2 separate regions of the Homo sapiens genome follow, and region 2 is linked to region 1. Evidence: read pairs that join two places in POLR2A ChIA-PET (ENCODE). Cell type or tissue: PC-9. All regions are shown on one strand. Each heading gives the region's core, and the rest is flanking DNA. Links, peaks and the distances in the headings are about the cores only. Region 1 overlaps GNAQ (G protein subunit alpha q). Region 2 overlaps GNAQ (G protein subunit alpha q).

Region 1 (16,934 bases), core at 5,125-13,124:
TTACCCTGCATCCTAGAACTAATAGAATGAAATTAAACAACACAATTTTTTAAGAAATTAAATCCTTTACACAAACTAAATGAACCTCTTTAGTCAAAGGCAAGAAGTTACATGAGTCCACATCTTTGCCACTGGAATAAGTGTAAACATAAATATAATTTAACTTTTTACCTGGCTCAGCAACAGTCAGCTGTGCTAATTATCCCCAAAGATTTTCAGCAGGAACCACCAGCCAGGCCAACAAACTATTAGGTTGAAAGCCTGGGTGTTCACCACAGGCAGGTCCATCTACTTATCTGCTAATGACTTTATGGATTTGCTTCACGCAAATAAGATCTCTGCAGAGCTCTCAGGAATGGGAAAAACACCTTGGGAATGTCAACTTTCACAGATCAGAGCCAGGTTTAATGCCACTAAAGAGCTTCAGAATTTGAGCTCATGAGTTGGTCGCCCTTTTCCTGGAAATTAGGAGAATCACAGAAGCCACAATCCTAAAGGCATCCCTTTATACTTCAATCATGCACCCAATGGGAATTGCTCAAAGTCAGTGACATAACAAGAAGGCCTTGATGGACAAGTCAAATGAAATAAGAATCTTAACCCAACCACCCATTGCCCACACCATGATCAGACTAACTAGTTTAACTCACCATTGCTATTTTTCAGTGGGAAAGTAGAGGGGAGAGTTTTGCTGAAAAGAGGGAGAAAATAAAGGGGAAAAACCTACCTATGGAGAGGTGCATGACATGCAGCAGCATTTCCCCAAATCCAGTTGCCCACATACCACCTGCACAATTTTCTGCTACATCTGCATACCATGAGGATTATTATTTATATTTTTAAAAAGACACTTGATATTGTGGCTTTAAATAAAAAACAAATATCATTTGCTATATAAATCTATTGGTAAACATAAAATGTAACTACTGATTTTTTTAAAAAATAGCCCCTGAAGCAGAAAAAGAACTGGCACCAGGATTCCACAAAGCTGGCCCCAAGCCAGCTCAGGCAGAGAATGCAAATTCCTCTAGATTTCCCGGAGGAGCTGTCTCCTTTCCTCCTCTACTGAGCAGGACAGGATGCAGAGCTCCTGTTCCTTTGACCAGCTGATGGAGAATGAGGCCTTGTCAGCCAGGCCTCGGTTAACTTTCTAGCTCCAACTGCATCCCTGTCTGGGGGAGTTTAGGCAAGCTGCTTAATCACTCTATTCCACAGAATGACAACAAATTTCCTTTTTACAGTAGTTGTAGAGAGCAAATGAAATAGAGTAATGTACATAGAGCACTTGGCACTTTACCTGCTGGATAACAGGGACTTATTATAATTGTTGTTGCTGCTGTTTTAACCCTAAAATGAGGATAAGCAAACATATCTCCTTTACAGGATTGCCTTAAACCCATTGTTTCCAGCCACTGTTTATTAAGGGATTTGCTTCCTAGGTGCCAGGCATTATGCTAAGCACTGGACATTAATTCTCATTTGATCCTTATCTCTTTGAGCCTCCTAATAACCTATATGATAAGTATTATTAGGATCCCTACTTACAAAAGAAGAAGGCGGGACTTGCCCCAGGTCACTCAGTAATAAATCAGTGAGCTGGCTTCAACTCCAGTCTCTGAGAAAGCATTTAAAAACTGGAGAACTGTAGGAGTGTGAGCTATCTACAACAGCGATAGTCTCAACTTGACTTTCTTTATCTCTTAGCCACAAAATAGAACCTTAAAAGGTCAAAATTCTCCACACAGAGTAACTGAGGAAAAATCAATTAAAACAGACGGCCATATCTATTATTATCATCAATTAAATATAATATAACAAATCCATTCAACTAGATTGATTTTCAACATAGTAGCCAAAAAACTCATATTTGGAGTCATTTGAGACTAGCCATTTTCAATAGGGATGTTCCCAAGAATGATTAGAAAGTCCTACGAATGAATGGGCAGCTGCAATTACTCTGTCACATTTTTCTACACCTAATAATGGCTCCAATGCTTGTCTTGTAAACCAACTCTCCCCGAAGAATATTCAAATATTCTGTACTCATATAATTTGTTTATAATCCCTATTCCATGTCATAGAAACTATCATTATAAGGGTATCATTGGTTTTTCATGAACTTTGTTTTAGCATTATAAATACTAAGTATAGTAGTCTCAGAAACAGAAGTAGCTCCTTCACCACCCCATGTAATGACGAGAATAGGTAAAAACTCATCAGTTCTTTTCAAGGACACTTGAAAATCGAAGCTGAATTGCTGACAGACAAGTTCACGTATTTTCAAACATAGATTCTGCACATTTATTGAGACTCCTGTATTATTTTTCAAATTAGGGAAAAAATATAGGTGGGTAATAAATGTATATCTTCCACCAAATTATGCTTTTTATTTGAGGAGGAGTGTGAAAACAATTACCGTAACCTACTTTAATTACTGACTTTCACGTACAAGTATATGATCCCATTCTGTACTTAAAATAACTAATTCATAAGAATTTGATTGAATAGCATAATCTCTTCTTGGCTAACAGGAATGACCCATTTTTATGAGACAAGGGCAGGAGAAAATGGGTTTAAATTGCATGGCAAACAACGCAGACCCATCTGCAATGCTCATTTCTCTGTTACTGTAATTATTTATGGCCCTGCAGTTCAAGTTCTAGTACCTCCAACAAGTTTGCCCCAACTACTCCCATTCCCGAATGCCCAATGCATTTTCAGTCCACTCCACTGACTAAAACTTAATGTCTAGCCCTCTTCCCTAACACCATTTGCTTCCCCTTTGAACTGTACACCACAATTTTAATTACCATGTCCCTCTTTCCCACTAGCCTGGGTGTTCCATGAAGATAGAACAGGATAGGTCTCATTCTGCTGGCAACTGGCAGAGTTTTTAGTTGCATTATGTTCAACAAATAATTGTTGAATGAATTACTGTTTTTGTTTAGTCCCTAACTTGACTGCCAGTTCCCAGGAATATGAGATGGCTCTCTGGTAGGAGTTACGCAAAAAAGTGGAAGAGGTATTTGGTGTTTTTTTTTTTTTTTTTGAAACCCTTCCAAACACAAAAAACCTACAATCCAACCAAAAATTTTAAAACTCAGTCTAGGGAAAATGGCCCAGGGTAATGGCAGAAAGGGAAGGAGAAAGAAAGGATTGAATTCAAAATAGCCAAGGTTTACATGACACCTCTGTGCCTTACAAATCTGTGACTTGGGCAATTTCATCTTCTTGGGCTGGATTCTTCATCTCTAAGACGATCATATCACCTAGTAACACCTAATAAATAGGATTTTTGAAATTGAACTGCATTGTATATAAAATGCCAATGCACTTCCTGGGCCATAAAATGCACCTAATATGTTGGTGCACTTTCAACCTCTAATTATTTGATTATTTCAACCCCTAATTATTTGATTTAAAGAAAACCGGGTAATAAGGTTCCTGAAAAAAAAAAGAGAAGAGGGTAAAAATTAAGATGTGTTTTGGTGCTTTTAAACTAAATATTTGAGATAGACATTTTAAAGGTAAGATATTTGGGATAAGATTTTCAGTTAAGATGAAGAAAATGGCCAGGCAGGGTGGCTCACAACTGTAATTCCAGCACTTTGGGAGGCCAAGGTGGGTGGGTCACTTGAGGTCAGGAGTTCGAGACCAGCCTGGCCTACATGATGAAACCCCATCTCTACCAAAAATACAAAAATTAGTCGAGCGTGGTGGTACATGCCTGTAATCCCAGCTACTCAAGAGGCTGAGGCAAGAGAATCGCTTGAACTCAGGAGGAGGAAGTTGTAGTGAGCCAAGATTGTACCACTGCACTCCAGCCTGGGTGACAGAGCAAGACTGTGTCTCAAAAAAACAAAACAAACAAATTTAAAAAACCAAAAAATAAAAAAATAAGATGAGGAAAATGAGCATGGAAAGTAAAAACGAACTAAGAGCATCTGAAAAATAGAAAAAAATACAGGAAAATACTGCAGTTTTAATTGTAATTTTTTAAAGGACTATTTTTTAAAAAATTGTCTGTCACCCAGAAATTGTTCTTACTGGATGCTGGATTTTTCTTTTTTAGTTTTTTTCTTTTTTTGAGATGGAGTTTTTGCTCTGTGGCCCAGGCTGGAGTGCAGTGGTACCATCTAAGCTCACTGCAACCTCCGCCTCCCGGGTTCAAATGATTCTCCTGCCTCAGCCTCCAGTGTAGCTGGGATTAGAGGCACCCACCACCACATCCAGCTTTGTATTTTTAGTACAGACTGGGTTTCACCACGTTGGCCTCAAACTCCTGACCTCAAGTGATCCGCCCACCTTGGCTTCCCAAAGTGCTGGGATTACAGGCATGAGCCACCACGCCCAGCCGATGCTGGATTTTTCTTACTGGACGTATGAGTAATATCTGTCCAGACTTACTACAAAGGCATATCTTCTAGTTTTGTTGATTACTTTCTTGGCAATCACTTGATATCTAATGGATATTTGTGAATAAGGCCTAAAATATTTTTAAAATTATACCTAATGCCTTTGCAAAGTACTGCAAAGTAGTCCCTTGAGAGGCAGATATGATACGGTGAGATTCAACCGAAAGACTTAGACTGTGACTAGAAAGAAAACAGACCATATCTGAAAAATCTCACCTAACCAGTTCACTAAGGTTAAAAGTAAATTCTGCCCTTTGGGTTCTGAAATGTGGCGAGGCTTGAAAATCCCAGTTAGCTGTATTTTACAGCCCCTGTCTGGTTTTCATTATGTGTGCATTACATTTCCTTCAAGAAAATTACAAAGTTCAGTAATTTGTTTAGTGTCCAAGCATGCCACACAGCACGTTAGTGAGTAGAAAATCAATCATCACATCAAGGAAAGGTGATAGGAAATTATCTCATAATTGATGGTATTTAGAAATGTATTAATCAGTCAGCTCTTCTAATGAACAAGGAAGCTTGATGGCAATACCGTGGCCCCAGGAGGGACCTGCTGTGAGAAGCAGCTGAACTGTTCACTGAACTCCCTGGGCCTTAGTTTCCCCACCATAAAAAAGGAAAGAGCTCAGAAATATGTCCTGTCTGATTCTTTAGTGTTTAGGAATTTGTAATAATGTTTATAGTTCCACTCTCCAGTGGAATTATTTATACCCTTTCTCACACAGGTAAGACAGCCAGTAAGTCAAGATATCTTGGTGGACCGTATTTTCTTTTCTTTTTTAGAAACAGAGTCTCACTCTGTCACCTAAACTGGAAGGCTGGAGTGCAGTGTTGTGATCCTAGCTCACTTTAGCCTTGAACTCCTGGGATCAAGCGACCCTCCCACCTCAGCCTTCTGAATGGCTGGGACTACAGATATGTGCCCCACACCTGGATGATTTTTTCTGTTTTTTTTTTTTTGTTTTTTTTGTTTTTGAGACAGGGTCTCATTATGTTGCCCAGGGTGGCATATTTTCATTTGAGAAAGCCTACTTCATTAATTGCACATGGCACCCCACATCCCAAATTCTATTTAGCTAAGTGTGAAAAACAATTTGCCTTCATCATGAAGTATGTTTTGTTCCTTCTGGAACAACTCATTTTCTGTTAGTTTGCCCCTGCTGATACGCATTATGCCTGGAGTGTGTTTTTCACTGCATGGAGTATTTTTCACTGCATGGAAAGGACATGCTTCCCAGGGTCTGTCCCTGCATGACAGGTTTGAGGCTGAAGACAGTGCTTTAGAGGACCACGAGCGAAGTAGGAACTGGGACTGAATATATTCTGGGCTTATGCTTATGGGTGTGCAAAAATAGCTTGAAGACCTTGAAGTTCTGGACCACAGCACGTCCCTGCCAGGCTCACCATAGGAGTTAGCATGCTCCCTCTCTACCTACAGGTCTTGGCCCAAATGCTAGTATCTCAGTGAGGCTGACATCTTACTTCATTCTGTATATGTCCCAAGCCCCTGACACTACTATCTATTTTGTTCCCATAATATAGACCTTTTTCTACACAAATTATGTTTACCATTTATTTTATGCCGCACCCCCCCCAAAACGGGCAATATATTCACACCTACACAGACACACATTACAATGTCAGCTGCACAACGGCAGAGAGCCATTGTCTGGTTTGTTCACTGACGTATCCCAAGCACCCCGAACACTGCCTGGCACGTGGCCAGGGCCAAAAGCTCACTGGTGAATAAATGAAAAGTGTCCCATTGGTTGAATATTATTATTTTAAGAGACAGGGTCTTGCTCTGTTGTCCATACTGGAGTACAGTGACGCTATCATAGCTCACTGCAGCCTTGAACTCCTGGGCTTGAGTGATCCTCCCACCTCAGCCCCCCGAGTAGCTGGGACTACAGGCACATGCCACCATGCTCAGCTAATTTTTCTGTTCTTTGTAGAGACAGGGGCTTGCTATAGTATATTGCCCAGGCTGGCCTTGAACTCCTGACTTCAATCTGTCCCTCAACCTTGGCCTCCCGAAGCACTGGGATTACAGGCATGAGCCACCATGCCTGGCTGGTTGATTATTTTTTAACAGAACAGCTGTGTTTTCAGTCAATCTGTGTTCTGCCCAATTCTTGTCCTTCATTGAGTTTTTATGGGTATTAACCAAAGGTGTACAGAGGATCAAAGTCTGAAAACTGCTGCTGACTGAATCAGTTGCCAAGAATTCTTCTAAATGGCATTATGGGCCGGGCATGGTGGCCTACGCCTATAATCCCAGTACTTTGGGAGGCCGTGGCAGGCGGATCACTTGAGGTCAGGAGTTCGAGACCACCTTGGCCAACATAGTGAAACCCCATCTCTACTAAAAGTACAAAAATCAGCTGGGCATGGTGGCGGGCGCCTGTAGTCCCAGTTACTTGAGAGGCTGCGGCAGGAGAACTGCTTGAACCCAGAAGGCGGAAGTTGCAGTGAGCTGAGATCGAGCCACTGCACTCCAGCCCGGGAGACAGAGCAAGACTCCCTTCCCCTCAAACAAACAAACACAAACAAATAAAAAAACAGCAGTATGAGTTTATGGCCATAGCTTTATACATAATTTTATGAAAACCAGAAGACCCTGCTGATATATGAGTTGATTTGAGGTTCTTTTCTCTTTCCCCAAACATAGGAAAAGTGGTAAATAAAATGGGAGATGAGAATTACTGTTCCAGATCTTGTATTTAAATAACCCAAATTGAACCCAGAAGCTTAAAAAAATAAGCCATCTGGACGGCAGTTTGGCAAAACCTTTGACCCAGCAAATTACACTTCTAAGAATTTAACTAAAGGTTGCAAACAAGCAAGATAAAAGGTTTTCAAGAATTTCACCGCATCACTGCTTATACTGGTGAACAACCAGAGATAATCTAAATGTCCAACAACCTGGGTTGATTATGCGAGCTGTTTAAAGATATACAATGGGAAAGTCCACAGCCACTAACACAGGGCTAGAGAAGATGGCCAAATGACATGGAATGGTATTCACCACGAGGTTCATGAAAAATGATGTGTTGAGATCCAGTTTTTGGTGAGATAGAAAAAAAGCATAGGAAAAAAACTAGAAAGATACTATTTTAGAAGTATTCACAAGCCTATCAGGAAATGACACTTGATGGGATTTTTTTTTTCGTTTTCACTTGTCTGTATTGTCTAAATTATTTTTGTAATAAACTATTTTTAAAGTGCCTTTGTGCAGATGAGATACACAGGAATATGTTACTGTTTCTGAGGGAAACTATCTGAGCATTTAACTTATTCTCATGATTTCCATACCAATAAGTCTATTGTTGTTACCAAACACATATATCAAAGCCATGTCTAAAAGAGTTAGCACCCTTCTGAGAAAAAAAGCAAATTCTTAAAATCAAAATGCAAACACTTCAGTTCACAGCTTACTAACCCAAGAAACCATCTTACAAGAGAACAGATGTGATTAGTGAAATAAATTGTTTAAGTTACGGGGAAAAACATAGTCGCTGGAAGTTTAAGTAGGGACATGTTCCAGCAGTTAACTGAAATATAACTGATGTCCCATCTCTCCATTTCTCTCTATAAATAAGTCTTTACCCTGACTCTCTCCAGTGTGTCCCCAGCTAGCCTAGCCTCTGCCAGTGGCCAGGGAAGTGACACTGTGCCCTATATGAGAGTCTCCAGATGGTTACAGCAGCATCAAAAACATCCAGACACCTCATGTACCTTCATTCTCATTGCCTGATTTAGAGAAAAGAAACTTATGAATCAGAGTAGAGTGCTTTTCTAGGTAGGCTGAGGAACAGTGGTTACTTCTGACAGAGAAAAAAGGGGGTAGTTTTTTTTTTTTTTTTCCAAACCTTAGGTTCTGTGTTGTTGTTGTTTTAATTTTAGACTCAGGCAGTACATGTGCATGTTTTTACATGGGTATATGGCATACTGGCGGGGACTGGGCTTCTAGTGTATCCATTCCCCAGCTAGTGAACATTGAACCTATAGGTAATTTTTCAACCCTTGCCCCCGCCCCCACTCTCCTCGCTTTTGGCATTCCCAGTATCTATTATAAGGCTTGGGTTTTAATATACCTGCTTCTGCACTGAGTCTGTGGACCAGGGTACAATCAGAGTTTTTGGTCTCTAGGAAAATGTGCTCTGTCCCATGTGGTCACACCCTATCTTTGCTTCCTCCACTTACTCCAAATCCAAACTGTCTAGTCTCTGTTCCCTGTTCATTGCCCACCAAAGTAGTTTTGATAATTCATGAAGTAGAAACTGCCAAGTTTATTTAACACTGTCACAGGCTCTCAAATTCTTCTCAAGATTTTGGTATTTCAGAAAAACAGGTTTAACTGAAGACAAGAGGATGTCTTTGACCAACAAGTATGCCCTCAAAACAGAAATGGAGGGAGAATTCTCTAACTGCAGATAAAATCTCAGGATGGGTGGCTGCTCTGGGTGAGAAGCAAATAATGCAACAACTGACAAAAAGAGACAGCCAGCCCAAGAAGATGCTCAGAGCTACTAGCATTTCTATAGCTTCAGAAACACTCTCAGGGTTGGAACTGGGAGGGGAAAAAAGATTCTCTCTGAAGCTGTGTAGGTGACTCCTCCAGCACTTGCTTCTGGCAAGCCCCTGTGGGGGTGTGAAGGCTTGTTCTAATCCAATCTGCCTGCTGAGCCAGCTGCCTTGAGGACCACTATGTGCCAGTTGTCTCTAATCAGTCTGCTGGCCATTTTGCCTGACTTCTCTGTTCTGCTATATTTCAGAGGAAGAGAAAATGCAAACGACTATTAGGAAACCAAAAGAAGGCTTATTTCAAGCGGGAAAAAATTTTAAAGCATGAAAGAAAACAATGAACGAAGCAAGCTGCAACAAAAGTGCGACTTCCCATAATGGTGAATAAGGAGTTAGGAATCTGAGTTAGGAATCCTAGCTGCAAAGCCAGAGATGCCTGGAGAATAAGTTCTCCACCCCACCCCCTCAAACTGAAGCTAAAACTCCACCTATACCTGTTGTCATCATTGGTGGCTGCTCTTAATAAGGTCATTCTTTCCTAAGGAGGACAGGCTGTGGCTGTTCACTCGGGAAGCATAGTTTGCATCTCAGTACACCCATCTACCCCATCATAGTCTAAGTTTCAATCAGCATTCCCTTAACTATAAATGTCTCATTTTACCTGGGAGAGGTCAATGCCCCAAGGGCACTGTGAGTTAAGAAACTGGTCAAGAATCAGCAATCCCTTGTAGGTGTCAGAGTTCAGAGAGGGAGATTTTGAAAAGAAAGTACTATTCTCCTTTGTAGCTTTGTGATCTTGCGGAAATACACCCATTTCTCAAAGCTTTATCTGTAAAATGGAGAAAATAATGGAACCCACCTGCTGGGTTTCTAAAGACTAAATAAGACTACACAGATTCCTGGCCTATACCAAGCTGTCCAAAGTCAGGGACTATTACTGTTACAGTAATAACAGAGTTTCGGATGGGTTTTAGAGATATTTGTCCCATACCTTCATTTTGTAGCTAAGAAAACCAGAGGTAAGGGCAATGAAGAAATGTGCCCAAAGTTGTGGTCTTTTTTGGAACCTCCCAGTGCCTCATCATGCAGGAGTACCCTGACAGAGGCCTAAACTCTACTCAAGCTCAGGAAGTCAGCAAGCTCAAGGAGCCGGGGAAGGCTGAGACCAGCCAGGCACACAGCCAGGTGAAAATGAGGATGCAAGCAAAACTCCAAGAACAAACTGGAATTCTAAGTGAGCTTTGCTGAAAAGTGAGGGTAGTAGGTTTTAATGAACTATTTTCTTTCTATTTGTTAAGGGGAGAAAAAAGCAAACACATACCAACAGGGTCGGCCCTGTCCAGCACAACTCTCTGAGAGTTAACTGTGCTTTAGCAACTGAGTTCAGAAAGGGAGAAAAGTATAAATTAGATTTCTGTTTAACTTTCCCAGTAGCTACAGCATTCTACATTTACAGCCCACAAAAACAATCCTTTGCTTTTAAGAGTTTGAAATACCAGGCCCCAAATCTGAGGTTACTGTCTCAGTACGGATGGAAAGAAAAGCCTCTTTCCAAATTCACTAAAAATCACTCATAATTTTGGACAACTTACATTTCCCTAAAACTTTTTTTTTTAATGAGATTGAAAGAGAAAACTAGGAAGAGAAAGAACAAGAACAAGGACCAAAAAAAAAAAAAGTGTTATTATCAACATGAAAATTTGTCTTTTGTTGAAACTACATTCAAATTCAATAAATGCTGATATAAAAATAAAAGCCTTCCCCTTAAGGTTTAAAATTGTAATATAATTCAGTGATCTATTAAATGCTCTAATACAGTCTCCCTGGCATTTAAAAAGAAAGGCAGGACCTTTTTTTTGAGACAAGAGTCTTGCTCTCTCACCCAGGCTGGAGTGCAGTGGCACGATCTCGGTTCACTGCAACCTCCACCTCCTGGGTTCAAGTGACTCTCCTGCCTCAGCCTCCTGAGTAGCTGGAATTACAGGCACGCCTGGCTAATTTTTGTATTTTTAGTAGAGATGGGGTTTCACCATGCTGGCCAGGCTGATCTTGAACTCTTAACCTCTGGTGATCCACCAGCCTCAGCCTCCCAAAGTTCTGGTGCTGGGGTTACAGGTGTGAGCCACCACGCCCGGTCACAGCCATTTTTTAATTTGTAAAATTAAACAAATCTGGAGAAATCTGTCAGAAAATATATTTACACATTTCACATTTTATTAAATTGATTTCTTAAATTTAGAGCTATGCTCTTAAAAAAAAAAAAAAAAGCATCTTAGTGGTTAATCTCTAGTGTTCCAACCATTTCTCCCCAGAAAGTGGGAGCATTATGAATTGCTACAGTTCAGAAAGAACGCCCCACAGACTCCTGGAATGAGCTTTGAATTTTTTAAAAAAGAGGATTCTATTGGCTTAAAACAAAGGGGGCTGGTTAGCAGGAAATATTTTGGTTAGTAGGACAAATTTCTATCACTTGACAATACAGTATTTACAAGACAAATGAAAGAGTAAATGATGTAAAATAAACTTTATTGTGAACTGAATATCATCTTTGGCTGTACAATCACAACAATAAAAGCAATCAAACAAATAAACAAAAAAACGCTGTAAAGAAAAGCTACTGGCTCATGAACCTTTTATCTATCTGGCTATGGATACAGCTTAGCATGTTAGCCATCCAAAAAAATAAAATACGCAGCCGGGCACGGTGGCTCATGGCAGTAATCCCAGCACTTTGGGAGGCTGAGGCAGGGGGATCATGAGGTCAGGGGTTCAAGACCAGCCTGGCCAACACAGTGAAACCCCATCTCTACTAAAGAAATACAAAAAAAAAAAAAAAATTAGCTGGGCGTGGTGGCGGGTGCCTGTGGTCCCAGTTACTTTGGAGGCTAAGGCAGGAGAATCTCTTGAACCTGGGAGGTGGAAGTTGTAGTGAGCCAAGTTTGCGCCACTGCACTCCAGCGTGGATGACACAGAGAGACTCTGTCTCTAAAATAAAATAAAGTAAAATAAAATAAAGTAAAATAAAATAAAATATGCAGTTGCTTAGAGAAGCTGAGCAGGGTCTCCCATGTTTGGGAAACAGCTCTGAGCTTGCTTTGACTGATGATTTAATGAATCAAGATTCCTGAATAATGGCAGATACATTCAATGTTACTAAAAACTGAAGACTCATTTTCTATACTTCAGGGTGAAGACAGTAAAGCAAATTTACCTATTCTTTTAGTCTGTAATTTCAAACCCAAACTGGATTTAATACTCCTTTTACCTTCATTTATCAAAGAAAATAAGGAAATAGTTTTTAGGGCCAAGCCCCAGCCTATTAGGCTTGCTTTACTATTTGCTTGCTTTACTCCATACATTTCTATCTCAAAAGACAATAAGAGGTTCTGCAGTTCTATATGTAGTTTTGTGTCCATGGACATAGGTAAGGAACACCAGATAAACTGTGGGCATTTTGCTGGAGTGCACTATTAGTGAACTTCCAGCAGTGCCTGCTTGTGATTCAGAGAATATTAATCTTCTAATCCCCCCAGTTAAAGCAGAATGTTCCTATTATTGTTCTACCATATATTCTTAGAAATATTAAAAGACTATAAATCATGTTAGATGTTATATTAATATATAACATATCACATGCTACATATAACATGTTTTTAATATACATATACACACACACTATTATTCCCCAAGGCTTCTTTCTGTTGCACTCTTAATCATTTTGTCCACACCCTTTCAATAAATATTTACTGAAGACATTATGAGCCAAGTACTGGCACATGAATAATTCTTTTAGCAATTATTCTAGATCAGTAGTTCTCAAAGTGTAATCGGGATGCTCCTGGAGACTGCTGAGACCCTTGAAGGGGGTACGGGATGCCTAATTACTTTCACACTAACACTAAGACATTTTGTGCCTTTACTGCTCACATTCTCTCATGACTGCACAATGCAGTTTCAAGACATGCAATGATGACATCTTTCTGATGGCTAATGGAATGGGTGTTTGCACACACTTGTTTTGATGGGGTCCCAATTTTAATTTCCAATAACATAAATATCAATAGACATTAAAATAAAATAAATATAAATAAAAGCTCATTATTGGAATCCACGATAACTTTTTAAGTATATAAAGAGGTGCTAAGATTAAAACATTTGAGAATCCTCATTCTAGATCACTGGCAATAATTCCTCCTGCTACTACACAGATTTCAGAATACTAATTCTTGAATGACTTCTGGAATTCTTGACCTTCAAAATTAGTGTTCCCAGAGAAAACATCTAAATAGGAAAGTATAGCAGTAATAGCTCACTAAACAACTTTCCTGAGCAGAGTGGGGTAAATGCAGCAAGGAGAAAAGTGGCTTGCTATAAGAGTGAAAATATTTAAAATGTCTACTCATTGTCGCAATCCCCTAATGCCTCAGGACAAGATGAACTTTTACCATTTAAACCTTATTTTGAGTTATCCTAAGGTTGGAGTTCTGCTTGCCTTAAAAAAAGTACTCTGAATCTTGAAAAATCCAGACTGAGTCTGTTTATTCTTCACGTGGAACGCTGGCTGAGAAGAGTGTCAGATTTTGGAAAAAAAGTGAGGTTTATGAGAAAGATGAGGAAAATAATCATTCCTGTAAATCAGAGCAGCAGAATGGGAGCCTCTGGATTATTCACTAACAATTAGTCTAGCAAAGTCCCTTGAGTGTCTGACGCATCAAAGCACTAAAGCCATTTGCTCCCTCAGAGTAGGGGAGAGGACACGGAAGAGATTCCATTTTCAGCATGACATTTAGAATCAAATTAGAAAATCAAAAAATTTTTCATTCTTCCCATAAGCTTGAACTCCTCTTTGTCATTCTACAACTTGAATGCCCAGTTTCCTTTGAAGCACCATATATCATCTTTTAAATACACCTCAAAACAACTTTTGATTCCTTCACTTTACTTAGTCATGCCATACCTACTGAATTAAACATTTCAAAAAAATTCCTTAATCCTGAGGCTGGGCATGTTGGCTCACACCTGTAATCCCAGCACTTTGGGAGGCCAAGGCAGGAAGATTGCTTGAGCTCAGGAATTAGACCAGCCTAAGCAACATGGCAAAATCCCATCTTTTAAAAAAAAAATTAGCCGGGTGTGGTGGTGCGTGCCTGTAGTCCCAGCTACTCATCAGGAGGTTGAGGTGGGAGGACTGCGTGAGCCTGGGAGGCGTAGGGTGCAGTGAGCCAAGATCCTGCCACTGCATTCCAGCCTGGGCGACAAAGCCAGACCCTGTCTCAAAAAAAAAAAAAAAAAAAAAAAAAAAAAAAAAAAAAATCCTTAATCCTGTTTAATGTCTCATTATGATGTTTATTCATTTCTGATCTGTTTCTAGCATCTTGCTTTTGTCTGTAAATTGCAGGGTTTTCAGAATATTCTCAAAGAAGGATCAACTGTCCAATGCTTATTGGACACATGTTGATCCTTCCAGATCCCTAGTGATGCTGCAAGTTCATTTCCAATTTGCTGTGTTAAGTCCTTCTTGATACCAGGCAGAAATGTTTCTTGTTTTTTCTCTTCCCTTTATTATCACAGTCTCTAATGAGTCCTGCCCACTGTATTCAATTAGTATGCTTCTCTTTGTCAAAATACGTCACCGCTTATTTCTAACCAAATGCACAACTATCTTTATACCTGTTCTTTTGGTTTTTTCCCAAACTCTTAAATTATCATGGCCTAGAAATTTTAATAAACTGACATTTCATCCCAAATGAAGCTTTTGCTTCCATCTTTCCAGTTATCCGAAATGTTTGTCAAAGTCAAATTGTATTAATTTTACATGCAAACATTCTATAATATGCATACTAAAAACAAGTAAAACTACAAGTTAGTTACTCCTTTTATCTACTCGCTTACAAAACACATAATAGCTAATCCTTCAAATAGACATGGGTTTGTAAGTTTTCTACTTTATTCTTTATTAAAAATTATTTTAAATGTTTAAATTTTGAAATACTTTATCTTAGTTATAATGTATCTTAATTCTGTTCCCAATGTAATTGCCGATTCGCACATATCTTTGTATTGGTTATTTGGGTTGGCATACCATACTCCTAGAATCCTCCACAGTACTTCTTCCAGACCCCTAAAAAACTTGAGAGTTTGACTGAAAGACTTCATAATAATTTATCGAAGCCATCTGGCATTACTTAAGCTATGCCTAAGAAAGCTTTAGTAGCATTCATTTTCTAAATGTTCTTATTTCATCCTGAAAATAGAGGGGGCATAGAAATATGAGAATTAGAAACGTGTCATAAAACTGCATTGCAAGGCTGGGCACAGTGGCTCATGCCTGTAATCCTAGCACTTTGGGAGGCCGAGGTGGGAGGATCACCTGTGGTTGGAAGTTCGAGATCAGCCTGACCAACATGGAGAAACCCCGTCTCTACTAAAAATACAAAATTAGCCGGGCGTGGTGGCGCATGCCTGTAATCCCAGCTACTTGGGAGGCTGAGGCAGGAGAATCGCTTGAACCCAGGAGGCGGAGGTTGCGGTGAGCCGAGATCACACCATTGCACTCCAGGCTGGGCAACAAGAGTGAAACTCTGTCTAAAAAAACAACAGCATAGCTCTAGTAACAAAAATTCCATCAAAAATGCATTGAGGAGACATGATCAGGATACTTAGTTTTCAATCATTTGCCCAGAGACTCGTCAGATGGTAGTATCTTACTCAAAAGTCATGGTATAGGTGGGGCACGTTTAGTTGCTCATGCCTACAATCCCAGTAGGAGGATCACTTGAGGCCAGGAGTTCTAAACCAACATGGGCAAGCTAGTGAGACTCTGTCTCCCTGGAGGAGTAGGAGAAGGAAGAAATGCAAAAGATATGGTATAGCAAGAGAGTGTTTTAAATTTCCATAATCTGTTTCTTACTTTATGTATCCTTGTTTCAGGGCTTAACTTTCTAATTCATTAACATAATATTCAAATATAAAATGCACTGAAGTCAGCACTTAAGCAAAAATGAGAACCTTTAGTTTTCCTTATTTTGATTTTTTTACTGTATCCATTTTGCCATTTATATATCCTCATACATATTCTCATCTAAATTATTCTTTTTCTTGCCTATTCTCAGTAGCCAGCCCTATCACACGTTCTCCTCTCCATCTCTTGCTCTCTTTCGTAGCAGCAGTTCTTATCTTTTCTCTGCACGTTTAAATAGTTTCTGTATATTTTTGTTGAATTATTTCCTTTACCTAAAATAGGTTGTTTTTTGGGGAGGGGAGGAAGTAGGAGATCGGGAAATGGTTATTTTAATTTTACATCTTAAAAATAAAGCAATTTACTGACCTTGCCACCACATAATTTGGAAGAAAATTTCACGTTTAAGTTCCTTTTGTAAGGCTGAGGACATGTTGCTATTGCTCTGTCTTTATATGAATGTATTATACGATTGTCATCTAGGACTTCCTCAACACCCCAGCCTGAGGGCCCTGCCTTTGCCACTTCTTTGAGGCCCACTCACTGCCCCCAAGTATACGCTGTCTTTCCATTTTGCTTGCCCTATTAGATATGTGAGGTCAGAGCTTTGAAAGCCGTACTAGTTCTCATTAGCAAGGCCTCCATATCAATAACACAGACCAAACAACTGTGTGCAGTGCTTGCTGTTCACTCTTCCAGTGTGATTTCATTAGCATGTATTCCTTTAGTGTCTAAGCTTTTTCTTTTTCCCCTTCAAGCACATTTTAGACTCTAAGCAACTAATCCTTGTGGACAAACCCCTTTGAACTACAGCTTTGAAGCCAGGTCATCGCCCCAGGCATGAAACAAGATGAGAAATAAGCCTTTAAATACTAATTTCACCAAACCCTGCCTTTTTTCAAAAGCCAAGATTCTGTAACCAGAAAGCACCCCCCAGATTGTTTTTTTGTTTGTTTGTTTGCTAATAGGTCTTGAGCAGCAAATTATATTATTATTTTAAAACATACTAGGTTCTAGTTTCAGTTGTCCTTCTA
Region 2 (16,934 bases), core at 4,079-12,078, 60 kb after region 1:
GGCCTCATGACCCAACAAATGCTGTCTGAATTATAGCAGTATATACTCAGACCTTATTTTTAATACACCGACCCAATAATACATAAAAATAACATTGGAGGAAGCATAATAAACATGGTTTTAGTCTTTAAAAAAACGATCAGAAACCAACTGTCTTATATGCAACCTTCCCCCTGAAATGTTTCATCATAGAAAAGATAAAAAAGTCATTAAGGCATCTAGTGAAAACAGTGCCTCACATAGACTGTACTTGCTTACTTGAACCAGTAAGGAAGTTAACAGAAATTAAACCAACTAAATGCAAAATACTTTAACAAATCAAAAAAAGAAAATATTGAATCACTAGGCATCACTAAGTTGGGTGATATTTCCAGGGGTTTGTGAAATCACACCCATACCCCCGCACTCACACCACACATGAGTTGGGGCAGGGCTTCAAAAACCAAAAGCTGTAGCCTAACGCTGACCCTAGAATGATTCCTTTCTTGTCCTGTTGTGTACTTAAGGCTCTCCCAAGTATACTCACCATCAACTTTTTTTTAGAGCCTGTCAATATACTACATATTAAATGAATGACTGCTACAATATTCTAGATCTTCCACAAACTAGAGTTGAGAATATAGAGGTGGGAAAATTTCCAATGATGAAGTATTCTTCTTTCTTTTCCATATATTCTTCTTAATAAATATTACTGCTGAGGCAATTAAGTCATTACTTATTGCTTGTTTTGTACTATAACAGGTGCCACAGGAATTTTATAAAGTACAGGTAATTAATTTTTTTCTAAATAACGGCTTTGTTGATATCACATATATACCCTACAACTCAGCCATTTAAAATGTAGAGTTCTGGCCAGACGTGGTGCCTCACACCTATAATCCCAGCACTTTGGGAGGCCAAAGGGGCAGATCACTTGAGGTCGAGTTCGACACCAGCCTGGCCAACATAGTGAAATCCTGTCTCTACTAAAAATACAAAAATTATCTGAGTGGTGGTGCATGTCTGTAATCCCAGCTACTTGGGAGGCTGAGGCAGGAGAATTGCTTGAACCCAGGATGAGGAGGTTGCAGTGAGCCAAGATCGCACCACTGCATTCCAGCCTGGGAGACAGAGAAAGACTACATCTCAAAATAAATAAATAAATAAATAAAATGTAGAGTTCAATGATTTTTAATATATACACAGATATGTGCAAGCATCATCACAATCCATTTTAGAACGTTTCCATTTGGGTAATGAGACTTTTAAGGAGTTGTCAAATACCTAACTACTCAAAACATCACACTACTTAGAAAAGCTTGGCCGGGCACAGTGGCTCACGCCTGTAATCCCAGCACTTTGGGAGGCCAAGGCAGGCGGATCACCAGAGGTCAGGAGTTCGAAATCAGTCTGACCAACATGGTGAAACCCTGTCTCTACTAAAAATACAAAATCAGCCAGGCGTGGTGGGGCATGCCTGTAGTCCCAGCTACTCGGGAGGCTGAGGCAGGAGAATCCTTTGAACCTGGGAGGCGGAGGTTGCGGTGAGCTGAGATTGCACCATTGCACTCCAGTCTGGGCAACAAGAGTGAAACTCTGTCTCAAAATAAATAAATAAATAAAATTTAAAAAAAGATAGAAGAGCTTGCTGCTAAATGCATTCCTTCTTGTTTTGGCTTTCAAGTACAGTTGTCCCTTGGTATCAAGGGGATTGTTTCCAGGACAACCCTCACCCCTCCACCGATACCAAAATCTGCAGATGCTTAGGGGCCCCATATATAAAATGGTATAGCATCTGCATACAAACTACACACATCCTCCTGTATACTTTAAATGATCTCTACATTACTTATAATACCTGATACAATGTAAATGCTATGTTAATAGTTGTTATACTGTATTGTTATTTAGGTTATTTTTATTGTTACTTATTTTTAAGTATTTTGCATCTGAGATTGGTTGAATCCACACAGCCTATGGATTCAGAAGATCAACTATATATATTTATATGTGGGCTCTGATGTAACCGCTTTGTTCTTTCTCTATGTAACACATGACAGAGTTTGGATCAGATCCAACAGCCTATGAGATGCTATTGAAAAGTTCTGAGCAGGTAAGAACTTCATCATAGGACTCATGAAGAAGACACTGGCATGGCACAAACAGTTCAATTTTACAGGGAAGAAACACAACAAATAAATGGGACCAAAGAAAGCTACCGCAAGGCCCACACAGGAGGTAAGTGCCTGAAATTGTGTGGTGAAAATGGGCAAGAAGGAAGGACTTAATATTGAAAAGATAGAACAGGCAGGTTGTGGCTGTAGTCTGTGCTGCAGTGAGAGAAAGAGGAGACCAAGAAAGAAGCACGGCTTGAACCTGGGAATCCGAGAAAATGGGAGCACCTTTAGCACTACTGGAAGGTCCAGAAGGAAAACTGGTGAAGTGTGAAGCTGATAGGCCACTTTTAGCTGTGTTACGTTGTCAAACGCATTTTCAGGGCATACAGGCTAGAAGCGCGATTCTGGAAAGCTTCTTCCTGGGGCTTTGGAAGGGAAACGCTGCTAAGTATGCACAACTGAATATTCAAAGCAGGAGACAAAATCATCTGGATACTGGTTGATGGAAGGTTTTAGATGTGGTGGGAGGACCAGTGGAACTAGGCAGATGGGACTGACAGGGCCCCCTGCCCCTCTGCAATGTAGCAAATGGCTGCATGAAGGAGGAGAGGGCAGCCTTGAGGGTTCTCTGGGTGTGAGGGTCTGCCCAGGCTGACCTGGGAGAGACACCAGTACAAATCAAGTTTATCCCACCTTCCAGTGTCACTTCTTTCCCACTGTTCTCCTATATCAGGTGTGTCCCCATGACCTTCCTAAGGATATGGAATGAGGGGCAAGGAAGGTTCTAGAAATGTTGAATAAATACACACATTTACAGTCTTTTATAGCAATGGCCATGAAACTCTACCTCAGAGCCTCCACTGGGCCAAAAGTAAATTTCCAAATTCTATTAATGCATGCAACGGCTACGCATGAGTCATGTGCCTTCAGTTTGATAAGAAAATTCTGATCCTGCAGCATGAAGAACTAAATATGTTTACTCAAACCTCACTAGGAATATTTTAGTCACCTTATTGAAAACTCATTTATTTTTACTAAAACTGAAGAGTACAGTTGATGTCCCAACCTATTGCTGACTATAAACTCATAAATTTCACCACCTTGAGATAGTATAAAGCATGAATAATTCTAAAATACTAAATAAGTTCCCCCCTTTTCTCTCCCAATTCATCTCCAGAAATGAATAATACAGAAAGCAAAGAAAAAAACAGAAAAAATCCAAACCACAAGTCAATAGCCATAACAGATAATCAACTGGGTGAAAAAACTCATTCTGGAATTTTGATTTCAACCTAATTTTAGAGTAGGTAATTATTCTGTCCAACAAGAATTAGCAAGAATCAAACAGATAATGCCATATAGAGAATATTTTATAATCATAATATGTTGGGTGTTTTGAAACATGGCCATTGAACTCTTTTGCATATTAAGAATATAAGACTGTGTGGCAAGCCTGATTTCTGCACCCTCCCCTTTTAAACCAAATCCAAGAAAGTAGTTCTGATTGGGTTACCTCACAGTTATGTACTCGCTGATGTCCTGACACTTAATGATTAGGGTGATCATATAATTTATCATCCTAAAACAATAATTTCTAAGAGTAAAAGGGGTACTATTAAAAATTATACTAGACAATATGTGTAAACCACAATAGTCCTAGGCAAACTGGGACATACATATGATCCTATTAAAAGTATTCTGGAATAGAAGAAGGTTGTAAAAGAGCATCTAAAAAGCTGAAGAGAAGTTATAAAGGTGAAGAACATAGGGCATGGAAAAAATCTGAATATTAGCAGTAGTACACAGTCCTAATATCCCTTATAGTGCATATTACAGATTATAAAAAGTGTATGAACTCCCATAACAAACAATCCTTTAAAAATAGGACCTAGGTTGTGCACAGCGGCTCACACCTGTAGTCCCAGCACTTTTAGGAGGCCAAAGCGAGTGGACTGCCTAAGCTCAGGAGTTTGAGATCAGCTTGGGCAACACGGCAAAGCCCCATCTCTACAAAGAAATACAAAAATTAGCTGGGCATGGTGGGCACCTGTGGTCCTAGCTACTTGGAAGGCTGAGGGGAGAGGATCACTTGAGCCTGGGAGGTCAAGGCTGCAGTGAGCAGAGATCACACCACTGCACTCCAGCCTGAGCGACAGAGACCCTGTCTCTTAAAAAAGAAAAATTAAATTAAATTTTAAAAAGAATCTAACACATTGGGAGAAAGTATCTGCAAAATACTACAAAGAGTTAATAGTGATGTATTTTAAAATTTGCAAGTCGGCTGCGCGCGGTGGCTCACGCCTGTAATCCCAGCACTTTGGGAGGCCGAGGCAGGCGGATCACGAGGTCAGGAGATCGAGACCATCCTGGCTAACACGGTGAAACCCCATCTCTACTAAAAATACAAAAAATTAGCCGGGCGTGGTGGCAGACGCCTGTAGTCCCAGCTACTTGGGAGACTGAGGCAGGAGAATGGCGTGAACCCAGGAGGAGCTTGCAGTGAGCCGAGATCACACCACTGCACTCCAGCCTGGGCGACAGAGCGAGACTCCGTCTCAAAAAAAAAAAAATTTGCAAGTCATTTTTTTAAATCTCCCAATAAAGAAAAGGGCAATTGGAAAAAAAAGTAACAACTAAAAAATAATTTAGCTTCACAAGTATTAAAAGAATTAACAAATTCAAATGGCAATGACATAATATTTTTCAAGTATTAAATTGGCAAAGATGTTTTTAAATGCTCATATTTAGGATTTGGAAATCTAAGGCAAAATTGGAATTCTATACACCAATGTGAGAAATACAAACAGCCACAAAGCTTTCTAAAAAAACTCAACAATAGCTACCATATCTTTTTTTTTTTTGAGACAGAGTCTCGCTCTGTCACCCAGGCTGGAGTGCAGTGGCGCAATCTTGGCTCAGTACAAGCTCCGCCTCCTGGGTTCACGCCATTCTCCTGCCTCAGCCTCCCAAGTAGCTGGGACTACAGGCACCCACCACCACACCTGGCTAATTTTTTGTATTTTTAGTAGAGACGGGGTTTCACCATGTTAGCCAGGATGGTCTCGATCTCCTGACCTCATGATCCGCCTGCCTCGGCCTCCCAAAGTGCTGGGATTACAGGCGTGAGCCACCATGCCTGGCCAATAGGTACCATATCTTAAAATATTGTATACGTTTCTGCTCTAGTGATTCCACTTTTAGCAACTTTCCCCAAGGAAATGCTCATGTATGTTGCAAATATTAGCTATTGGATGTGTATTCACAGTTGATTAAAAGCATCAAAAAATCAAAACCTAAACATTCAACGATAAGGAATGGGTAAAATAAATAACAGTCCATCCATATGATGAGAGACTACGCAACTAGGAGAAACAATGTTTTATTACGTTTAACTAAATAAAACTGTTGACAATATATTGCCAAATGGAAAGAGTGGACTGCAAATTCATATGTAAACCTCATACCAGTTCTCGAAAATGTGCACTTACATACAACATACATACACACACACACACACACACACACACACACACACACACACAGAGTATTATATAGAAAGAGGTAGGGTAGAAAAATCTATAATAAAGTGTTGAAAGTGATTATCTCTGGGTGGTAGGATGAGTAACTTCTCTTTTTCCTATTGCTAACTTGTATTTTCCCAATTTAACAAATTAAAATGGTATATTTTGTAAAAATAAAACAGTTGTTAAGAAACTGGGAGAAAAAAAAGGTCTATCCCCTTACAAGGACTTTACTTCAAAGATGTAACAGAACTGGTAACAGAGTTAAAAGATCATGTTCTTTAAGTCAGAAGATGTGGAAGGTGAGGTAGTTTGGGGCTGTACTTGGAATTCCTCTAAGACCAGCCTTGTGAAGATAAAACTGAGATAAAATATACAAGAAAATGTCAGAGAGTGGTCAAGTATTATATGAAGGAATTTGAATATTATATAATGGAATGATTTTACTAGTGAGCCATTAGCAGAACATGTTTTGGGTTGAGTTGTTTTTCTTAATTCTGCAGTGATCCATCACTCTGCTTTGTGAGTACTGTGATATACTTGCAAAATGGTTGGCTGGACAGAGCAGAAACAGAACTGGCATGCTGGATGAAAACCACAGCCTTTACATTAGTAACCCTTGTCCTAATCAATGGAAACAAAAAATAATAAGGCATTCCCAATAGATTTCCTGGGAAACTCACCAAAAAGTAGAAAATCAATCAACACCCCACCACATATATTCCTCATAGTCCTTGACCTCAGGACCCTAAACACAGTAGAGGATCAAAGAAAAAAGGGTAATGCATAATTATCTCAACTGCACCCCTTCAAATATCCACATGTAGAAAACTTTTAAAAATAAAGACACTTGAAATCTACCAGAATATGATCAATAGCTGTGTCTGGCTTGTAAAAATACAGGTTATATTATCTTTTTGTCTGTATTTTACAAATTTCTAACAAGCATTTACAAATTAAATTTTAAGCAATCTTTGCAATCCTTGCAAATCTGCTGCACTTGGATCCAATAATTAACCAACTGGTTATTTGACTGTAAATGAGTGAATTTACCTTTCTGGTTTTCATTTATCATTAAATGGGCTGGGAATGATGACTTCTTAATGGATAGAAACAAAATCCATGAAAAAAGAGTACTATTTTTAGAAGTTCCACTAGTCCCAGTTAGCACATAAGACTAATAACCTCACAAGGCAGATGTTGGGCATTGCAGAACCCATTTCTGACCTCAAAAGCTCTCAGGTCAACATAGATTTGAAGATTATTCTAACCCAGGGAACCAAGGAAAGGGCTCCCCTCAGGGGTTTTGGTTCCTGAGTCAAATTTGAGCCTCAAGATCATTTTAAAGCCAAGCTACAAACCACAAAAGAAACTTAAGAGATATTAACTACAGTATATACTGACACATGTTCGACGTGTCTTGAGAAAAGGAAAAATATGTTGTAACAGATTTGCAAATGTAACATGACACGGGCAAGAACACTGGGAATGTTAGTCCCTTTTCTGCGATTAAAATGTTTGACTTTCAGTAGTCACAGGAATAATATGGGTCACAATTCTCCCATATTTACAAGAGTCAGACTGGATAAACTCAAAAGTGTCTTCTCTTTCTATAATGATATAAATCTCTAGTATGCACATTCATGTGAGACCACTCTTAATTAAAGCTTGATTTCCTCTACTACACAAATTGGAAAAAAAAATAAAGTACCTTTATCCTGGAAGTAACTAACTTTTTTTTTTTTTTTTTTTTTGAGACGACGTCTTGCTCTGTTGCCCAGGCTGGAGTGCAGTGGCGTGATCTTGGCTCACTGCAACCTCTGCCTCCTGGGTTCAAGCAATTCTCCTGCCTCAGCCTCCCAAGAGTAGCTGGGATTTACAGGTACACAACACCACGCCTGGCTAATTGTTGTATTTTTAGTAGAGATGTGGTTTTGCCATGATGGCCAGGCTGGTCTCCAACTCCCTACCTCAGGTGATCCACCCACCTCAGCCTCCCAAGGTGCTGGGATTACAGGCGTGAGACACAGTGCCTAGCCAGTGACTTCTTATTTTAAAATTGTCCCATGTGGTGTTAGGCAACTACCAGAATACTGCTTTAGAAGAACATTCAATAGTGAGAAAATATGTTCCTCATATATTAGAAGAGAAAACAGGCAGGCAGTATGAACGAATGATACCTGTTCAAAATCTACTGATTCATTCAGAATACATACATAATATTAACAATAGGATATCTGGCTAATGGCAATACTAGTACTTTTTTTCTTAATCTTTTCAGTATTTCAAAAATCTGGTACATTTGAAAATAAATTACTTTCATAATCAAAAACTATAATAAAAGCATTTTAGAATTATTCCAGTGGGGCTCACAAATCTTCCGCCATACCAGATCACCTGGCTCCATCAAACAACCAATAGAGGCTGTTTTATGAAGCTGTGTATACAAGATGCAGGTTGTCACTTAAACCATTCATTTAAAACACTCAATCATCCTTGCACCATCAAGCCGCCTCACCCCATATATCCTCTTTAGACCAGAAACCAAACCATTCCTATTCCCTCCTCCACCAAACTTACCATTCAGCAACCTCTGAGGCCCCTCTGGTCAGGCCCAGTAGAAAATATGTTTGGGAGTAGGTGGAAGTTCATGGGACCCCTCACATAACTCTGTGAACCACCATTTCTTCCACTGAGGCATTGCTCCAACCTCTGCCACTCATTGTAACGCAAGAGAAATCTGGTCTGCCACTTTGACACTAACTTAGCTTGCCCAGTGTGAAATTAACTGTGTAAAGTACAGTAAAATATTCAGTGAACACAAGATGACACACTGCCTCTTTAAAGCAGCTGTGATTCCATAATTACCTGTTTGTGATTGGAGTGACAAGAAGATCTGAATAATTCAGGTATTCAGAGTCTAAATACTTTACGAAACAGCTAGTTCTGGAAGGATATAAATCCAAAGAGAGCAAAGGAAACAAGGGAGAGCCACTCTGCTCATGTGGGCTGTCCCATCCAAGAACACCAGGGGTCTCAACCCACCGCAGAGAATTCAGCAAGGCGGCTGGGGAAGCACAAAGGTCTGTCAGCTTTCCAGTTCCTTCTGAGTCTGTCTTCACAGTGCAACTTCCTTATTTGTTTGAAGTATTGTAAATTCCGAGAATATCAGGCACACCCATACTCAAATGTAAGTAGAAAAACACATCGCAAAGCCAAATACAAATTGGTTCTTGGGCTATTAACTGGGGATCATCCATCAGATAAGGCTGATTTTCTTCTTTTAAGTGTTTAATGTGGCACCTTCACAAAAGAGGTAAATCTATTTGCCAGCTTTGAAAATGTAGCACTTGAAACAGATATGAAGTAGCTATAAAGTTGCTTTACTCAAAAAGTAAGAAAATAAGTAGTTTAAAAAAAAAGAGAGAGAGAGATTTCTTAAATTCCACACTGCTTTGTTACCACTAAACTAAATGTACTGCCTCAGGTTGTGTCTGTCTGGGTTATGATTACATGCAAAACCTAGGTCAAAACGGCCCTCCATTATTTTATGCATGTGGCTTTTCAATAAAGTGTTTATTAGGAAAACAGAAAAAGCCTTCTTATTTTGGAAAATGCCTTAAAATGCTTAATTACCTAGGTTAGAGGTAAGCTACATACTCACGGATGAAAAATATATCCTCTTAGGGAAAAAAACCCGGTTGCCCTAATTATACATGGATGATCTAATTAAACTGTCATTCACAATTCATTAAAGCTATTAATAAATCATAAATGGGCAAAAGGGATAATATAGTTAAATTTATAGGAGCATTAAGACCTATTAAAGGCAGCCAAGTACTAGTGGTGAAGTTCCCTAAGAACATGAACTTTACACCTCATCCAAGGGACCCTTAGAGGCCGCATCTAAAGGCTCTAGACTGCCTCCTCGTTTATAAATGAGGAAACTGAGGTCTACTGAAGTTATGCGAATCACCCAAGTTTACATCCTCTAACTTTCCCACTACTTATAAGGTTGCCACACTTCCTGAATTGCAGGCATTTCTTCAGTCCTAAACAGAAAATGCTAGCATGCCTTGCTACTTTAAGTGGAGGACGAGAGCTTGATAATCATTCCTGGAATAGTTCACAGAACAAAATATTAGATGGGAAGTTAACTGACGCAGAGGAGAGAGGACCAAATGGTGAAGTGGTAACATCACTATCTACAGAACAACCACCATGCTGCTAGTGGATACTGCAAGAAGAGAGAAGCAACAGGAACTAAAGAAAAACAGAAACATTTTGTGAAGTCTGATGTGTCCAGAAAAAGGGTTCCTAGGAATTTCTTGGTGAGTAAAATATCCTTATTAGTAATCTACCTGTTGACAAAAGAAATTTTTGCTTAAACTAAGAGAATCACACTGCCAACCAAAACAGCAGAGTAACCACTATGTCAATAAAGGATTGAGAATAAGCAGAACATTTTCCAGCTCTATAAATACTATGTTTTCTTCCTCTTAAGATTCCACATTTCCAAAAACCCCAAAAACACCCAGGCAAAGGAAACTCCATCAAAAGCACATTACGTCTTAGCACTAGTCAGTCAGTGCCTGCACCCCACAAACCAACGTGCAAAACCTGGGCGTATGACCCAGCAGTCGTGCTCCACCACTGACTGCTGGAAAAACCAGTCTCTTCAAATAGGCAATGCAGAATAAGACAAAAATAAAATAAAATAAAATGAAACCTTCTCTGTATTGTTGTTAACTGCAGTCTTTATTTTACACAATAACAGTGTATTTCTGATGCCTTAAAGCAGTTGCTATACGGATCAACAGTAACACATGGGTTAAAGCCCAGGGTATCAGATTCAGGTACTACCACTAGCTAGGTAGCTTTGAGCAAGTTGAGGGACCTGTCACTTTCTTCATCTGCAAAATGAGGATAATGATGCCTAGCTCACAGGGTTTGTTTGCAAAAAATACAGGTAGAGCCCTTAGCAATACAGGTAGAGCCTGACTGCCACAAAATAAATTCTGTAACTTAATATTATGGCAAATAAAGCCATTCACAATAAAGCCTCATTTGCCCTCTCCGGGCTACGCCCAACTTCTCCCGAGTAACAAGCTATGTTCTTTCAGACCTTCAGGCTTTTTACTTCCCTTTCCCCAAATATCCTTCTCTGCTGGGCAAAACCTCCCCCATTCTTGTCCTTTAAGTTGGCCAACTCCCCAGAGGCCAGCTGGCTGCTCCTTCTATGTCTATTATGTGATTACATTTGGATTATAATTACTTATGTAACAAGAAAGACATTTATTTACTGGAATGAGGGGGAAGGGTGAGGACCAGTCTATCCAGGCTATTTCCACAAGGAGGCAAGCAGTGAGCCCTGGGCTGGACTGTACTTCCCAGGGGCACAGGCTGTGGGGAGGGCCCCAACTTAAAACGAAGAGAGGACAAGTTTTCAAAACACCACAAGCATGACTCTGCCCTATGCCAGTGCCATCCCATGTTATCTCTAAATTTACTAAACTTCACAAAAGCCATGTGTGACTGGTTGTGTATGCATGTGTGGGTACAAGAAACAGAAGTGTGTGACACGAGGCTATCTGGGAAGGAATCTGAAATGTCTAAAGCACTCAACTGGTGTTCAATCTGTTTCACCAAAATGTTACAAGGGCAGCTATTACCCATACATGCCCCTTTATTTCCCCCACAACAATGAAATTCCCATGGCTGGAGAGACAGTAAGTAGGCAGAATGGTTTAGAACAGTGCTTCTGAAGCTTGACTGTGCATTCGAATGTCCTGGGAACATTATTAAAACACACATTCTGATTCTGCAGTTCTGGGGTGGAGCATGAGATTCTGCATGTCTAACCAGGGGCCAGATGATGCCAAGACTTCAGCGCCATGGAAGCAGCCTGGTCTCAGAGCACAGGTGTCAGAGCCATAAGGCCTCTGTTCACAGCCCAGCTACTTAACAGCTGTGGGACCTAGAGCAACTTACTTAAAATCTCTGGGCCTCTTTTTCCACCATCCATAAAAAGAAGAAAATAGGAGCACCTACTTCATAGGGTGGTTCTTGAGGATTAAATGAATGAACATGTGTGAAGGTAGCTAGAAGAATACGTGGCACAAGAAAGTGTTAGACAGGTGTTAACTATTGTTATTAATATTTATTTCTGAATATCTCCTATACCTATCATACAAAGGAACAATTCAAAACGGCATAAATGTTTTTGAATAAAATAATGTTATTTGTGAATTAACATGTTTATAAGATAGTATAAACAATTAACAAAATAGTGCCTATATTAAATCCTCAGAGGGCCTAAATGTAGTAAAAGATAGGTAATATTTAAAACTATAGTCATTTTAAACTGATGAAGAATTGCATCCAAATCTTGCTCCTCGCAGGAACCTCACTGGACTGCAGGCTCACTATCCCAACACAGGACACAAACTGCTAGCACTCATCAGCCAGAGATGGCCTTTTACCCTTTTCCAGCAAAGAAAGGGAGACTGAGGCCTGACACGGGACTACTCAGAAAGCGGGGGACCTAGCGGTAGGGATGGAAGAGGACACGGATGAAGGAGGACACAGAGGGGGGGCAGATGACTGTGGGGTCCAGCCAGGAGGGCAGCCTAGGCCTGTGCATGCAAGAATTAACACAGCGTCCTAAGAAGTGGGCAGAGCACAGCAGAAAGAACGACCGCTACTGTTGACTGAACATCCATTATTCGTTAGGCCCAAATCATGCCATTCATCCTATAAATAACCCTGTGAGGTAAATTTTATTTTCCTGATTCTGCAGCCTGGGAAGCCTCCCTAGCATTGTTTAGGAGATTTATTATCCTTTTTAAATGAATATTCCTACAGCCACTGAACCTGGACCCTAAGGACATGAACAGACAAACACCTGACCAAGAACCAACAGCTCCGTGTGAAGCATCTGCCCCTAGATACTTTCCATTTGGGAGTCACATTGGAACTTGGTGTCGGTTCCTCTGCCCACAATGTCTTGATACAGACAGCCCACTTCTCCCACAAGACTGTAACTCCTTTCAGGTGCCCCAGGGTCTCCCCAAGAGGATCTCACACATGCCTCGAGGCCTGTGTTCAATCAATTCCCTTGCATTTACTGAAGCAGCCACCTTCTTAGGATAACAGACAGAAAATTCATATTATTAAAATACAAAATGAGGACACTGACACTGAGAGGTTAAATACCTGGCCTGAACCCAAAGAAATACTAAGCGGCAAAACTGGTATGTGAACCCAGGACACCACCAGGCTGTAGAGCAACAGCCACACACCATGAGGCTAGAAGCAAAGATAGCTCAGCCCTGGTGCAGAGGCAAGTTCAAGGATGGAACTTCAGTCCTTAGGGGCAGAAATGAATGTGGTGGCAACACAAGGCTCAGAGGCCACTGGGGAGTGAGACAGATTGTCACAGCAGTATTCCACAATGGGAACCAAAGCAGAATTCAAATTCTGAATCTCTTGGGAGAAACAGGGGCTTTGGAATACTCCTGGGGCTGAGAGAGGGCTCCCAGCAAATATGAACTTGGTTAGCATGGACCCCAACATGAGTGAGCAGTAGTGCCGGCCACACAAGTCCCAAAGCCCTTGGTTGGAGTTAATGAGGGAACAGCAGCAGCTGGGGCAGAGCCACAACCAGTATCTCAGCCCTAGACCTGACAGCTCTGGAAAATTGGCATAGGTGAGCTAGAGGAAGGGAAAGACCTATTGCTCTGTCTGCAGGAAAAGATGTGGGGCTAACACCAGGTCTACCAGAGCTGGGAGCTTCATTTTATTTTTAAAGGGAAATATTAGAGATTCACATGCACATTCTCCTTGTGGGCAGGAAACTTTTCCATATTTCCCGTATCTTTATTCATATTCTAACTCAATGAAAGCTCCACCTTGGTTCAGAATCCTATTCTCCAATTCCCCCTTGAATTTCCTGCAATCTGGTTTTTGTCTTGAATCCTTGGAAGAAGCTATCCTCAAAAAAGATTCCCGATCCATGCAGCCAAGTCTTGCTCCATCTGGTGTAAAACAACCCTCACATAATCCCCCCTCCTCCAGCTCCATTCCCTCTTCCTGTACTTTATTTCTCACAGATGAACCTTCCTATTTACCCTGACTCTTCTCTTATCAAAAAACTTATCATATCTGGGTTAAACTACATACTATAATGTTCTTACCGGGTTCCCTTCCTGAAACTTTGCTTCTCTGGAGGCAATTAGAAATGATTCCATTAAGCTCATATTCATGTGCTGGTCAGCTCTAAACTCATCATGAAATTCTCAATTCCTTACAAAGGGAATCTCCCATTTGGGGGAAGTAACTCATTTTCTAGCTGCAGTATGTTATTAAGCTTGCTCACTTCTTAGTGCTGATTCTTCCCTGATTTGCTTCTGTGCCTCCACGCTACATGGCTGTCACTACCTGATGCAGGAAAACAGGTTACAACACATTTTTGTCCCATCCTTGAACACACACACCAGCAGCCGTTTGCTCCCACAAGCCTTCCCCATTCAGAATACAGCTACCTTCCCATGCTCGTTTCTGCAACCTATTGCCCATCTACTAAAGTTCCAATATCTGCTTTCTCATGTATGAAAAACAAAAACATCTGTACTGATAAACAAGCAAATGTTTACAGGTAGTTATCTCTAGGGAGGAAATGGGGAAGGAGAAGGAAGCTTCACTTCTCATTTCATTTATTTCTGTGCCATCTGAAATTTTAATGAGCACGCACAGCATTTGTTTTTCACTAAACACTTTTTATGAAAGAAACCAGTTAGTATTAAAAACACAGGTACAAGGATAATCACTACAATGTTCTCATGGCTGGGGGAATAAAACAGGGTAGAAAATAATAGGTAGAAAGCAGAAACACATAAATCAATCAATCAATAGGGCCCTGATGTAATAAATAAGAGACATCTATAAAACATAATACTGCGGAGCTGCTAAAAATACTATATTGTCATTGAAAACATCTATATTTAAAAAGGTTATAAAATAACTTTTTAATTTAAAAAAAGCTACATTCTTTAGATAAGATTAAAAACACTATGAGGCCAAGATGTATATCCTGTATCTTCACCCCAGTATACTTTGTTTAGGGCACATTTATAAAATATGAATACTGAACGCAGTCAAGTGTTCTTTTTTTTTTTTTTTTTTTTTTTGAGGCAGAATCTCACTCTGTCACCTAGGCTGGAGTGCAGTGGCATAATCTCAGCTCACTGCAACCTCCACCTCCTGGGTTCAAGCGATTCTCCTGCCTCAGCCTCCCTAGTAGCTGGAATTACAGGCTCACGCCACCATGCCCGGCTAATTTTTCTATTTTTAGTAGAGACGGGGTTTCTCCATGTTGGCCAGGCTGGTCTTGAACTCCTGGCCTCAAGTGATCTGCCCGCCTTGGCCTCCCAAAGTGCTGGGATTACAGGTGTGAGCCACTTCATCCAGCCCATTCACTTATTTTAATAAATCAGTTATTGCTAAAGATATGTTTGGACTCATCTTTCACAAATGCCACAGGTATTTGTGAAAATCAGTCAAGCTTTATAGTTTATTTACTTATTTGGTTTGTTTTTACAAGACAAATTAGTCAACTTTATAGTTTATTTACTTAGCTGTGTACCTAAAAATGTAATCATATAAATGGTCAACCTCTTTTTGTAAAGTCTGATTTGTTCTCAGTCCATGGTTGGAATAGGTCCCTCAACCTGAACACCACAGAAGGGGTTACTTTAAGGAGGAGAGGCTGCATAGATGAGCTCCAAGGCCTTTCTACCACCCAACCTTACGATTCTCTCTGTTCCATTTGTGGGAAGGTGGTGAAGGGGGTCATCTCGATGAGTTATCAGATCCAAGAGATGTGAATGATCTCAAAGCTCACATTTCAAATTTTCCTAAATAAGCTTGTTCAATATTCACTCTGTCCCTAGGATCAGTGCATGTGACGCAAAGCAGGTCCACAGACCTAGGACATGGAACACAGCATCCATTCCCATGAATCTCAGGCCTTCAATTACAGGGAATGTCTGCTCCTTACCCTCATTCCGTCTAGCTTCAGCCGAAAGGCATTCTGATGACCAGCAGGATAATCATGAGTGGGCAAAAAGACAAAACTCATATTCAATTCCCTGTTCTTAAAAAACATTTCCTGGGAAGCCTGAAATTGAGGTTTGGGTAGTATCTGTATTTTCTATTTCTCTAACCCACTTAACAAAGTGAGAAAATATGCCCAAAGGTGGGTTGATTTGAAGCAGGAAATATACTCAGTTTTTATATTTAAAATAACATTGTTGCTGTTGTTGTTGTTCTAAAGTTACACTGGAGTGGAATATGACCCAACAGTTCTACAAAACAGAGAAGAAATCTTTTTAATTTTACCTTCAAAATTTTTCCTTGCGTATGTTGAATCCATAATATTAAAACAGTACAAAGAATACTTGTTTTATAAGAAGTTGTCACTTCTATCTTCCAACTTTTAGTCATTCTATAACAAAAATATTGATGACACAAATAATAAAAAAGTAAATAAGTATGTTAGCAGTATCCAACTGTGCTGTTATTCCAAACTTTATTCTTAAGTTTATTACATTTTGTTTTCAAATGATTGCCTTAGAACAGTTAAGAAATGAAGAAAAATTAAGAATTGCAGAAAAAAGTTAAGTTTTAGCTTTCATCAAGTTACTCCTTATTTATTAAATTTCAATGCAAAATAGCCATTAGGCATTTATCTAGCATCTTCCAAATTCAGTTTACCATGCTAAATCAGAAAGTGTCAGTTGACTACTAAACCCAACATCTGTTTCACTCCTTGTATTGCTTAATTATTCATTGGTAAATGTCTAAGAAGCCCATTAATAAATAATAAAACAAAATATCAGGTTTCATGCTAGTGACTCATACCAAGACAAGAATGAAACTGGGAAAACATGAAAAACACTTCCAAAAAAGAAAGCAGGGAAATATTAAGTATGTTTTTGAGAATCCTATAAACATCAGCAATTGTTGTTGTTAATTCACTACACAGAGGTTTGAATAAACACAGAAAACTTGTTTTCAAGCTACATTATTGATAAAATAATACACTCCAATAAAGTATCATGTTGTGTTCAGTTCCAAGTACAGCAGCTCTGTGAAGCCTACTAGCTGGAAATCGTTGCTAACAATTTGGACGTGGAGAAACAGAGGTCCCAAGAGGTTAGGTAAGGCCAAGTGCTCCTAAGCTGCTGCTGCTGGTCTGGGAGTTACACCCAGCCTATCTGAAAGGTGCCCTCAGCATAGCCCATCCCAGGAAATGTAG

Evidence for each region. Peaks named below come from ENCODE experiments on the same cell type or tissue, not always from the same donor. Only the 100,000 strongest peaks of a DNase experiment are listed, where the experiment ranks them.
Region 2: POLR2A ChIA-PET joins it to region 1 with 11 read pairs; 4 of 35 experiments call an interaction of 5 or more read pairs at or near these places.

What each region holds. Positions count from the first base shown.
Region 1 is chr9:77,875,194-77,892,127 of GRCh38, forward strand. The region is part of intron 2 of GNAQ (G protein subunit alpha q); the gene reads right to left. Among named protein-coding and RNA genes, the nearest start is that of GNAQ, 150 kb to the right of the region's middle. In PC-9, for the core only: no CTCF peak of the experiment used is centred there; DNase peaks (open chromatin) are centred at 9,378 and 12,668; H3K4me3 peaks cover 1,093 bases; H3K27ac peaks cover 4,080 bases.
Region 2 is chr9:77,936,311-77,953,244 of GRCh38, forward strand. All of the region lies in intron 1 of GNAQ (G protein subunit alpha q), which reads right to left. Among named protein-coding and RNA genes, the nearest start is that of GNAQ, 87 kb to the right of the region's middle. In PC-9, for the core only: no CTCF peak of the experiment used is centred there; no DNase peak of the experiment used is centred there.